Regions from separate parts of the Homo sapiens genome. Here region 2 is linked to region 1. The links are chromatin contacts, found by Hi-C or POLR2A ChIA-PET in ENCODE. All regions are on one chromosome and are shown on one strand. Each heading gives the region's core, a stretch centred on a gene start or an enhancer-like site at or near the end of the contact. The rest is flanking DNA. Distances are from core to core; before and after follow the strand shown.

The links. Hi-C counts contacts between places; a loop is a spot of excess contacts on that map. ChIA-PET counts read pairs that join two places held with the same protein, here RNA polymerase II (POLR2A). Pooled maps may share reads with other maps.
Region 2: a loop to region 1 is called in a map with no recorded cell type, with 5 times the contacts of the local background. The contact joins the promoter of TNFSF9 here to the promoter of HSD11B1L in region 1. A Hi-C loop is called at or near these places in 2 of 37 single-sample maps with no recorded cell type and 2 of 50 pooled maps. POLR2A ChIA-PET finds 5 or more read pairs at or near these places in 2 of 52 experiments (A673 and GM10248).

Annotation. Positions count from the first base shown.
Region 1 is chr19:5,678,222-5,683,268 of GRCh38, reverse strand. It overlaps HSD11B1L (hydroxysteroid 11-beta dehydrogenase 1 like), which reads right to left and starts at 2,242. Exons shown (of 8, transcript NM_198706.3): 1 at 1,998-2,242. MICOS13 (mitochondrial contact site and cristae organizing system subunit 13) reads left to right here and starts at 2,753. Exons shown (of 4, transcript NM_205767.3): 1 at 2,753-2,811; 2 at 3,506-3,683; 3 at 3,873-3,924; 4 at 4,621-4,847. The coding sequence starts at 2,783. The coding sequence ends at 4,718. LOC107985320 (a long non-coding RNA gene) reads right to left here. Exons shown (of 3, transcript XR_007067107.1): 3 at 4,940-5,047. RefSeq lists a silencer at 2,065-2,274 and enhancers at 2,325-2,794, 2,805-2,904, 2,925-3,004, 3,035-3,144, 3,525-3,664.
Region 2 is chr19:6,528,891-6,533,649 of GRCh38, reverse strand. It overlaps TNFSF9 (TNF superfamily member 9), which reads right to left and starts at 2,624. Exons shown (of 3, transcript NM_003811.4): 1 at 2,347-2,624; 2 at 834-864. The coding sequence starts at 2,613. RefSeq lists enhancers at 244-744, 745-1,245, 1,847-1,946, 4,717-4,759 and silencers at 2,357-2,426, 2,567-2,796.

The DNA of each region.
Region 1 (5,047 bases), core at 993-3,492:
TTCCAGGGAGAAGGTGAAAGAGAGAAACAGTCCAGGTTCTTTTTTTTTTTTTTTTTTTTTGAGACTGAGTTTCACTCTTGTTGCACAGGCTGGGATTACACTTTGTAATCCCAGCATTTTGGGAGGCCGAGGTGGGCGGATCACTTGAGGCTGGGAGTTCGAGACCAGCCTGACCAACATGGAGAAACCCAGTCTCTACTAAAAATACTAAATTAGCTGGGCATGCTGGCACATGCCTGTGATCCCAGCCAATGGAGCAGCTAGGACTACAAGTGGGTGCACCAGCACGCCCAACTAATCATCGTATTTTTTGTAGAGATGGGGTCTCCTGCTGAGGCAGGAGAATTGCTTGAACCCAGCGGGGTGGAGATTGCAGTGAGCTGAGATCGCCCCACTGCATTCCAGCCTGGGCAACAGAGTGAGACTCTGTCTAAAAAAAAAAAAAAAAAAAAAAAAAAGTCAATGGGACAAGGGGAAGGGGACTTCCAGAACCAGGAAGCTGAGACAGACCAGATGGAGCGGATCATTGAGGAGTCCCTAAATCTCCCATCTGTAGGTCCAGCCCTAGGTTCTTTGCCTCTGCTGTCTTCTGGGTGTCTCCTCCTGACAACCTCCAGGCCCCTTAGAACCAGCAGGACCCAATCCAGGCTCAGCATGTCACCCCATACCTGCTTCTCTTCCCAGCTCACCATCACAGAAATAGCCCCACTATCCCCTGTCCCTAAATGGGAGACCCAGGTATTGTCCTCACCTCCTTCTATCCTTTCACCCCCACGAGCTCATGGTTTTCAGATCTTATCAGTTCTCCCTCTCCAGTCTCTCCCCAGCTGTCCCTTCCTCTCTCTCTCCAGGACTCCCAGATTGTCACCTCCCTCCTAGACCCTACCCCGGGCCTGACCACCCCCATCTTTCCTTTGGCCTCCCTTCCATCTCCGATTTGGTCTCCCCCACCTCCACACTGGCTTCCCCATGTCCATACTCATTCTCTCCCTGCCTCTTCTGTCAATGCAGCCAAAGGCGTCTGTGTCAAAAGCAACATGGCCATGGCCCTTCCTGCTCCAAACCCTCTCAGGGGTCCCCACTGCAACTGATGGAAACCAGGCTCCTCACTGCACCCCATGAGGCCCTGCAGGTATAGCCCCTGACTACCTGTCTATCCTTCTCTCCCACGGCCCCATCTATGAATCGTTCAGTTCTCAAAATAATGAACTCCTCACCTTTCCCAGACACACCAGGCATGCCCACAGCAAGAAACGAGCTTCCACCTTTTCCCCTTCCAGGGACAGCCCATGAAGCTCCTCTGCTCATCCCTCTTTCCACCCCCAGCTCTACACTGACTGCAGCAGCCCGGCAGGGGGAAGTGGGACCAGATGGACTGACGGGTGGACGGATGGGTGGATGGATGAATGGATAGATGGACAGATGCATGTATGGATGCATAGATAGAAGGATGGATGGGTGGATGGCCAGATGAATAGATGGATGGGTGGATGGATGGATGATGGACGGAGAGATGTATGGGTGGATAGATGGATGAGTGGATGGATGTATGAATGGATAAATGGGAACACATAAATGGATGGATGGATGGATGGATGGATGGACGGACGGATGCATGGATGGATGGATGGATGGATGGATGGATGGACGGATAGATGAGTGGGTGGCCAGATAAATAGATGGATGGGTGGACAGATGGATGAGTGGAAGGATGGGGGGAGCAGATGGATGAATGGATGGGCGGACAGATGGATGAACGGAAGTGTGGATGGATAGATGGAAGGATAGATGGGTGGATGGCCAGATGGATAGACGGGTGGGGGACAGATGGATGGATGGGCAGATGAACGGTTGAAGCAGCCCGGCCGAAATGCGGGAGAAATGGGGGGAAGCCCTGCAGAACGCATCGGCCCCTTCTTGACCTCGGCGGGCCTTAGCTTCCCCTCTGAACAAAGCGGGCGTGTGACCCTCTGCGCACCCCTAAACCGTGCACTCACCCGCTCAGGCCTCAGTTTCCCCCACTGTCCAGCGGGGGTGGGGTCCCGGGCTGGGAGCCACGCGAACGCCCCCACGGTCCTCTCTTCTCGGCCGCCTCCTGCCGGGTCCCCGACCGCACCCCCTCCCGTAGGGCACGGGTCACGTGACTCGAAGCCCACCTCCTCCCGGGGAGGGGCCGGGCCTCGGGGACCCAGCGCCGGAGCGTCGCCGGGCAACAGTGCCCGCCTGGTCTTCGCCTCCCAGCAGGGGCCCGGCCCCGCCCACTGGGCGGACGCCCCGCCTCCGAATCGATCACGTGAGGGGGCCGCAGCGCTCGAACAATCCCGCCCTCTCGTTGCCGTGACAACCGCCTTGTAGGCACACTCTTCTTAAATCCGGGCCCTTGGTCCCCCGCGCGGGCGCGGGTGGATCTCTCGGGCTCTGACTTGTTTTCGGGTCACCTTCAGGCTTCAGCCAGGCACCTGACGCCTCTTTCCCCTCACGGTGCCAGGGCCGGGCCGAACTACATTTCCCAGGAGGCTCCGCGGCCAGGTGCAAACAGCGCCGTGCTGACTACATTTCCCAGACAGCCTTGCGGCGGCCCGGGCCTTAAAGCGTCCATTTCCCAGCGGCCCTCCGCTGCGAGACCGCAGCCCTTCTCTGGAGTCTCAGAGCCGCAAGACACCACGACTCCCAGAGGACCTTGCGTCGGGCAAGAAAGACTACACCTTCCAGAGGCCTCTGCGGCGCCGCGACAGGAAGCGGCGGGCGAGCCGAGTGTCCTTGCGCGTGGATCCGAGCGACCATGGTGGCCCGGGTGTGGTCGCTGATGAGGTGCGTGGGGGCGCCGGAGGGGACCCGAGTCCCCGAAAAAGTCCATTTTTGTGGGCATCCCTGTCTCCAGTCTGGTCCCGATCTGCTCTTCGCTTCCCTTAGAGTCACTTCCCCTTCGTTCCCCGCCTATGGGCCAGATAGGGAAACTGAGGCTTCAGAGGGGCGGGGCTTCCCGAGGTCGCCAATCCCCTCCCTCCTGCTTCCCAGCGAGCCCTTGGCGTTCAGTTCGCGGTGTCAGCCTCCGCCTCCGAGCCTCAGTTGTCTTCTCTGTGAGGTGGGAATGCCGGTGAATCCTGCCGCTGGCGTGGATGAGAAGTGAATGCGTGCTCGGAGCTGCGAGTGACAGCGGGCAGGAGGCGCCCAGGGACACTTGGTTTCTCCAGGGCTGGAAGGCTTCTAGAAGGTCAAGATCTTACGTCTTCACTGCCCCTGCTCACTGTGGGACTTTGAGTGACCCACTCTCCCCCTCTGGGTTTCAGTTCATCAGTTCAAGTGGCGTCCAGCCGCCCTGCCTTGCACGTTGTAAAACGAGTGCTGTATATAATAGGGGTCTGGGTCGACGGTGCTGCACTACAGAGTGTCACCCTGTGGACGGTGAGCCCTCAGGAGGGTCTCACTCTCCCCGTGGGCCTTGGCCCCTGAGGGTGGCTGTCAGTGTCCGCTGAGCTTCTGCTCCTCCCGTCCCTGCCCGCAGGTTCCTCATCAAGGGAAGTGTGGCTGGGGGCGCCGTCTACCTGGTGTACGACCAGGAGCTGCTGGGGCCCAGCGACAAGAGCCAGGCAGCCCTACAGAAGGCTGGGGAGGTGGTCCCCCCCGCCATGTACCAGTTCAGCCAGTACGTGTGTCAGCAGACAGGCCTGCAGATACCCCAGGTACTACGGGCCGGGAACGAGGCCAGGGTTTGGCGGGTGGTCAGCTCTGGGAGGTCCCTCCAGCCCTGCACGATGTTGTCCTCCATATTGATGCTGACCTGATTCTCCGGCCTGTCCTCCTCCCTCCGCCTCTGGGGATGGGCTGCTGAGCCTTTTCACCAGTTCTTTCTGCCCATCTCTTTTTCCCAGCTCCCAGCCCCTCCAAAGATTTACTTTCCCATCCGTGACTCCTGGAATGCAGGTAAGGCACCCAGTTTCTTTGCTTGGAGGGAGACACCCCAGTCTAGCCCCTCTCCCCACTTCCTGGCCATTCCTTTCTGTCCATCCTCCTTCCTGCCCGACACGTGTCTCTTAGGGATCTAAAAGGGAAAGGAGGCCGAGCACAGTGGCTCACGCCTGTAATCCCAGCACTTTGGGAGGCTGAGGTGGGCGGATCATCTGAAGTCAGGAGTTCGAGACCAGCCTGGGCAACATGGTGAAACCCCATCTCTACTAAAAATACAAAAATTAACCGTGCGTGGTGGTGCACACCTGTAATCCCAGCTGCTGCTTGAGAGGCTGAAGCAGGAGAATTGCTTGAACCCAGGAGGCAGAGGTTGCAGTGAGCCGAGGTTGCACCACTGCACTCCAGCCTGGGCGACAGGGCGAGACTCCATCTCAAAAAAATAAAATACAAAAATTAGCCTGGTATGGTGGCGCACTTGTAGTCCCAGCTACTTGGGAGGCTGAGGCAAGAGAATCGCTTGAACCCAGGAGGCGAAGGTTGCAGTGAGCCGAGATTGCACTACTGCACTCCAGCCTGGGAGACAGAGTGAGACTCCATCCCCGCCCCCCACCCACCCCCCACCGCCCAAAACAAACTCTAGAGTTTCCCAGGGGTTGGAGGCTGGGTGAGGCTGGGAGGGGAGTATCACCAGTGGCCGTCCCTTTCCCACAGGCATCATGACGGTGATGTCAGCTCTGTCGGTGGCCCCCTCCAAGGCCCGCGAGTACTCCAAGGAGGGCTGGGAGTATGTGAAGGCGCGCACCAAGTAGCGAGTCAGCAGGGGCCGCCTGCCCCGGCCAGAACGGGCAGGGCTGCCACTGACCTGAAGACTCCGGACTGGGACCCCACTCCGAGGGCAGCTCCCGGCCTTGCCGGCCCAATAAAGGACTTCAGAAGTGTTCCCTGACCCGTGTGCTGGCCCCAGGGAGCACAGGGTTGGCCTGGTGGTGCCCAGAGCACCGAGGCCTGGGCTTCTGGCTCCTGATGGCTTGTCAGGGCTTGACCTTGACCACAGGCCATAGCACTCCCCTTTGCCGTCTGCTCTGGTGCGGGGAGTCAGAGGTCAGAGCGGCTGCTCCCGGTGCTCCAGAGGCTGTGC
Region 2 (4,759 bases), core at 1,375-3,874, 850 kb before region 1:
GGAGGGGAAGGAGGAAGGGGTCTTTGGAGGGGGAGGGGGAAGGGGTCTCTGGAAGGGGAGGGAAGGGGAAAGGGGTCTCTGGAGGGGGAAGGAAGGGGGAAGGGGTCTTTGGAGGGGGAAGGGGTCTCTGGAGGGGAGAGGGAAGGGGGAAGGGGTTTCTGGAGGGGGAGGGGAAAGGGGGAAGTGATCTCTAGATGGAGAGGGGAAGGGGGAAGGGGGTCTCTGGGAGGGGAAGGGGGAAGAGGTCTCGAGCGGGGAAGAAGTCTCTGGACGGGGAGGGAAGGTGCTGGGAGGAGTGTCTTGGAAACTGGGAGAGCATGGGGCTGGGGAGGGTTTGGGGAAGGGGCAGGGAGGAGGGTCTAGGGGGAGGGAAGGGGACAGGAGGAGGGCCTGGGGATGGGGAAGAGAATGGGAGTAAGGAGGAGGCTCTGGGCGAGGGGAAGAGGTAGGGAAGAGAGGCTGGGAGAGTGGGGAAGGGGCAGGAAAGAGGGAAGAAAAGCAGCGGGGAAGAGGGTTTCGAAAAGAAGGAGGCCAGAGACACAAAACCAGGCTGGGGGTTGGGGGTGTCAAGCCCCAGCTCTGAGAGGGCAGGGGTCCCAGGTGGGCCCAGATGGGGGTCTGATGGGGAGGCCATGGCATCCAGAGAGTCAGAGCAAGTCAGAAAGAGGGATCGGTGGCGTTCAAAGAGGGGAAGTAGCAGCTTTCAGAGACAGCAGCGGTCAAGGGTCAAAGCCAGTGTGCGGCAGAGCCTCACTCTCCAGGTTCCCCCTTCTTCGTATCCCGGGGTGGGGATGGTGGGGGGCCAGGGACCGGAAGTGGCGGAGGATACTTACCATTTTGGGCCACCAGCTGCGCAAACATGCCCTGTTAAAAGTAGAAAGGAGGAAAGTGGATGGGGGTTCCCCTAGAAAATGGAGGTTCTGTCCCCACTCACTTCAGCTGTCAGGGTCCCCAGAGTCTGTGCCGACCTGAAGCCTACGCTTCCCTTCCCTCCCAACTAAAGAACAGAGACCGCACACACACACACACAAACACACAAACACACGAACACAAACACAAACGAACACACACACGAACACCCACATTAACACACAGACACACGAACAAACACGAACACACACACGAACGCAAACACAAACACACACAAACACCCACACGAACACACACAGACACACACGAACACAAATATCCAAACACACCCACATGAACACAAACACCCACACGAACGAACAAACACAAACACCCACACGAACACACACCCACACGAACACAAACACACCCACGAACACACACACATACGCACCCCCACACGAACACACACACACGAACACAAACACCCACACAAACACGAACACACACACACACACACACACACACACACACGAAGCTGGTGGCTCAACCTGCCCCAAGGACAGATCTCCAAGAATTCAGGAGGGAAAAGCGATCCCTCTTCTTTCCAGCCCCCTTGGGGGTATTCCCCTGGGGGTCTTGAAAGGGAGAGGGGTACCTCAGATGTTGGGGATAAGGCTCTTTGGGAGTTAGCAAAGGAACTGGGGGTCTCCTTGGCGGTCCCAGATAAAGAGGAAGTGCCCCCCTCGGATCGGGGATGGAAAAAAGGTTCCCCCCAGAGATGCAGAGCTTGTGGGGGTGCGGGGTAAAAAGAGGTGCCCTCAATGTCCTAAGTCCTACATAGAGAAAGGAAGCCGTCGAGGGTTGGAGAACCGCGGAGGGTCCCCCGTCCAGGGTGCAGATGGGGTGCCTTGGGAATGCGGAATGAAGAGGGGTGCCCCCACCCACTGCCACATGGAGGGAAGCCAGCCTTTCTCCGACCCGGGGTGCAGAAGACGTATCCCTGAGGGGTTGAGGACTGTGGGGGTCTCCTCCTCCTGGCCTGGGGTGCTGATGGGGTCTCGGGATGCGGAATGAAAGGGGTGCCCTCCCGTGCAAGACGGAGAAGGAGAGCCCTTGGAGGTCCAAAAAGAACTTGTGGGGGTCTCCTCTCCCCCTCCCGGGATACAGATAGGGTCTCGTAGCGGGCGCAGGATGAAAGGGGTGCCCCCCGGACTAGAAGAAGGAGACCCTTGGGGGGTCCAAAAAGAACTGTTGGGCGGTCTCCTCCCCGCCCCCGGCCTGGGGTACAGATGAGGTGTCGTAGGGGTGCGGGATGAAAGGTGTGCCCCCCCGGCCTCGGTGCTAGATGGAGAATGGGAGCCCCGGTGGGTCTCCTCTCCCCGGCCGGGAGTGTAGAACAGGTGTCCCTGGGGGTGCGGGAGGGAGAAGGGAGTCCCAGAGGGGCGGTAGGGGTCTCCCGCGAGACCAGCTACCGAGGGTCGGGGCACGTCTCACCTGCCGCAGGTCCAAGAGGCCGGCGGGATCGTCGGGCGAAAGCTCGGGACCCTCGCGGAGTCTCGGGCTGGCCGCGGAGCCGGGCGAGGCGCGAGCCCCGGACACGGCCCAGGGGCAGGCGAGGAAGACGGCGCAGGCGGCAGCGAGCAGCAGCAGCAGCAGCAGCCCCGCGACCAGGGCCCAAGGCAGTACGCGGCAGGCGCGAGCGCGGGGCGCGGGAGGCCACGGGGCTTCGGGGTCCAGTGAAGCGTCAGAGGCGTATTCCATGACGAGAGACTGCGGGAAGACACAGCGCGCCGCTTTTTATAGCTGCTTGGCTACAAAAGGAGGCCACGCCCCTCCGCCCGCGGCCACGCCCCTCCGCCCGCGGCCACGCCCCTTCCCAGCCCAGAGCCTTTCCCCTCGTCCCCGTGACTCTGCGGAATTTTCTCCACTCGGATCTCTCTCCGCTTTTCGCTCTCCTTTCCGTTTCCGGCCTTCCAAGCTCGGCTCCAGGTTCCTTTCTCCCTGCTGTCTCTCCATCGCCCTGGTTCTCCCTCTCTGCCGCTCTTTCCCGGTATCTCTGTGGGTCTCTTGCTGACTCAGTCTCCTTTGCTCTCTGTGTCTCCCCGTTAACGTCTTTCTCTGTCTCTGTTGATTGCCTCTGCAGTGGGTGGAAAGAGATCTTTCTCTCTCTCTGCCAATTTATGTCTATGCGTGCCTCTGTGCCTGTATTATCTCTGTCTCTGTCTCTCTCTATCTCTGTCTCTAATTCTCTCTCCCTGTCTCTGGCTCTGTTATCTCTGTCTCTGTATCTCTCTGTCTAACTCTGTCTCTGGCTGTTATCTCTGTCTCTCATTGTATCTCTCTCTGACTCTCTCTCCCTGTCTCTGGCTCTGTTATCACTGGCTCTGTCTCTCTATCTGTCTTCTCTCTCTCTGCCTCTGACTCTCTCTCCCCATGTCTGGCTCTGTTATCTCTGTCTATATATCTCTCTCTGTCTCTGACTCTCTCTCCCTATCTCTGGCTCCGTTATCTCTGTCTCTGTATCTGTCTCTGGCTCTGTTATCTCTGTCTCTCTATCTCTGTCTCTGACTGTCTCTGGCTCTGTTATCTTTCTCCCTCTCTCTGCTTCTGTTATCTCTGTCGCTGTCTCTGGCTGTGACTCTCTCTCTCTGTCTCTGTGTCTGGCTCTCTCTGTCTCTGTCTCTGACTCTGTCTCTGGCTCTGTTATCTCTGTCTCTATGTCTCTGTCTCTGTGTCTCTCTCCCTGTCTCTGGCTCTTTTATCTATGTCTGTCTGTCTCTTTCTCTCTGTCTCTGACTCTCCCTATCTCTGGCTCTGTTATCTCTGTGTCTGTCTCTCTGTCTCTGACACTCTCTCCCTGTCTCTGGCTCTGCTATCTCTGTCTCTGTATCTCTCTTTGTCTCTGCCTCTCCCTGTCTCTGGCTCTTTTATCTATGTCTGTCTTGTGTCTCTTTCTCTCTGTCTCTGACTCTCCCTATCTCTGGCTCTGTTATCTCTGTGTCTGTCTCTGTCTCTGACACTCTCTCCCTGTCTCTGGCTCTGTTATCTCTGTCTCTGTCTCTCTGTCTCTGGCTCTGTTATCTCTGTCTCTGTATCTCTCTTTGTCTCTGCCTCTCCCTGTCTCTGGCTCTTTTATCTGTGTCAGTCTGTGTGTTTCTTTCTCTCTGTCTCTGACTCTCCCTATCTCTGGCTCCGTTATCTCTGTCTCTCTCCATCTCTGACTCCCTCTCTTTATGCATCTCTGTGTCTCTCCCTGTCTCTGTATGTCTCTGGCTCTCACTCTTTCTGTCTCTCTCCCTGTTTCTCTCTGTCTCTGATTCCCTCTGTCTCTCTCTGACTCTCTGTCTCTCCCTGTCTCTCTCCTTTTCCTTCTTTAGTCTCTCTTTGTCTCCTTCCCCTCCTCTCAGCACCCCCTAGCCCCCCATCACTAGGACTCCCCCGGGTTCCCCCACATCCAGCACTTCCTAAGAAGGGTCAGGCTTCAGCCAAGCCTCAACCACCCTCACTCCTGGAGCATCTGCCCCCTGATCCCCAACCCCCCAGTGGAACCCTGAGTGTCATGCTCAGCCCTCCTGGCCACCTTCCCCGGGACCCCTGGGCCTTCCCTGGCCTGCCCCCACCCACCCACTGGATGGTTCCCGGCAGGAGCCCCTCGGGACCCTACAAGCAGAAGCTCGGAGAGTCCAGGTGGAGAAATTCCCCTTGCAAGAAAGGGACAGTGTTGAGCGAGTTGGAGGAAACACATTTCCCATCTGCTCTGGCCTGCTGGAGGCGGCCAATCCGGGGCTGGGAGGATGGGCCAAGAAGCGGTGAAAACTTGGCCCCAAAAGAGGAAGCACTCCCAGATGGAGAGGGACGTGACCCGGGGAAAGCCCTTGGCTGGTGTTGAAGTCCTGGTCTGCCCAGA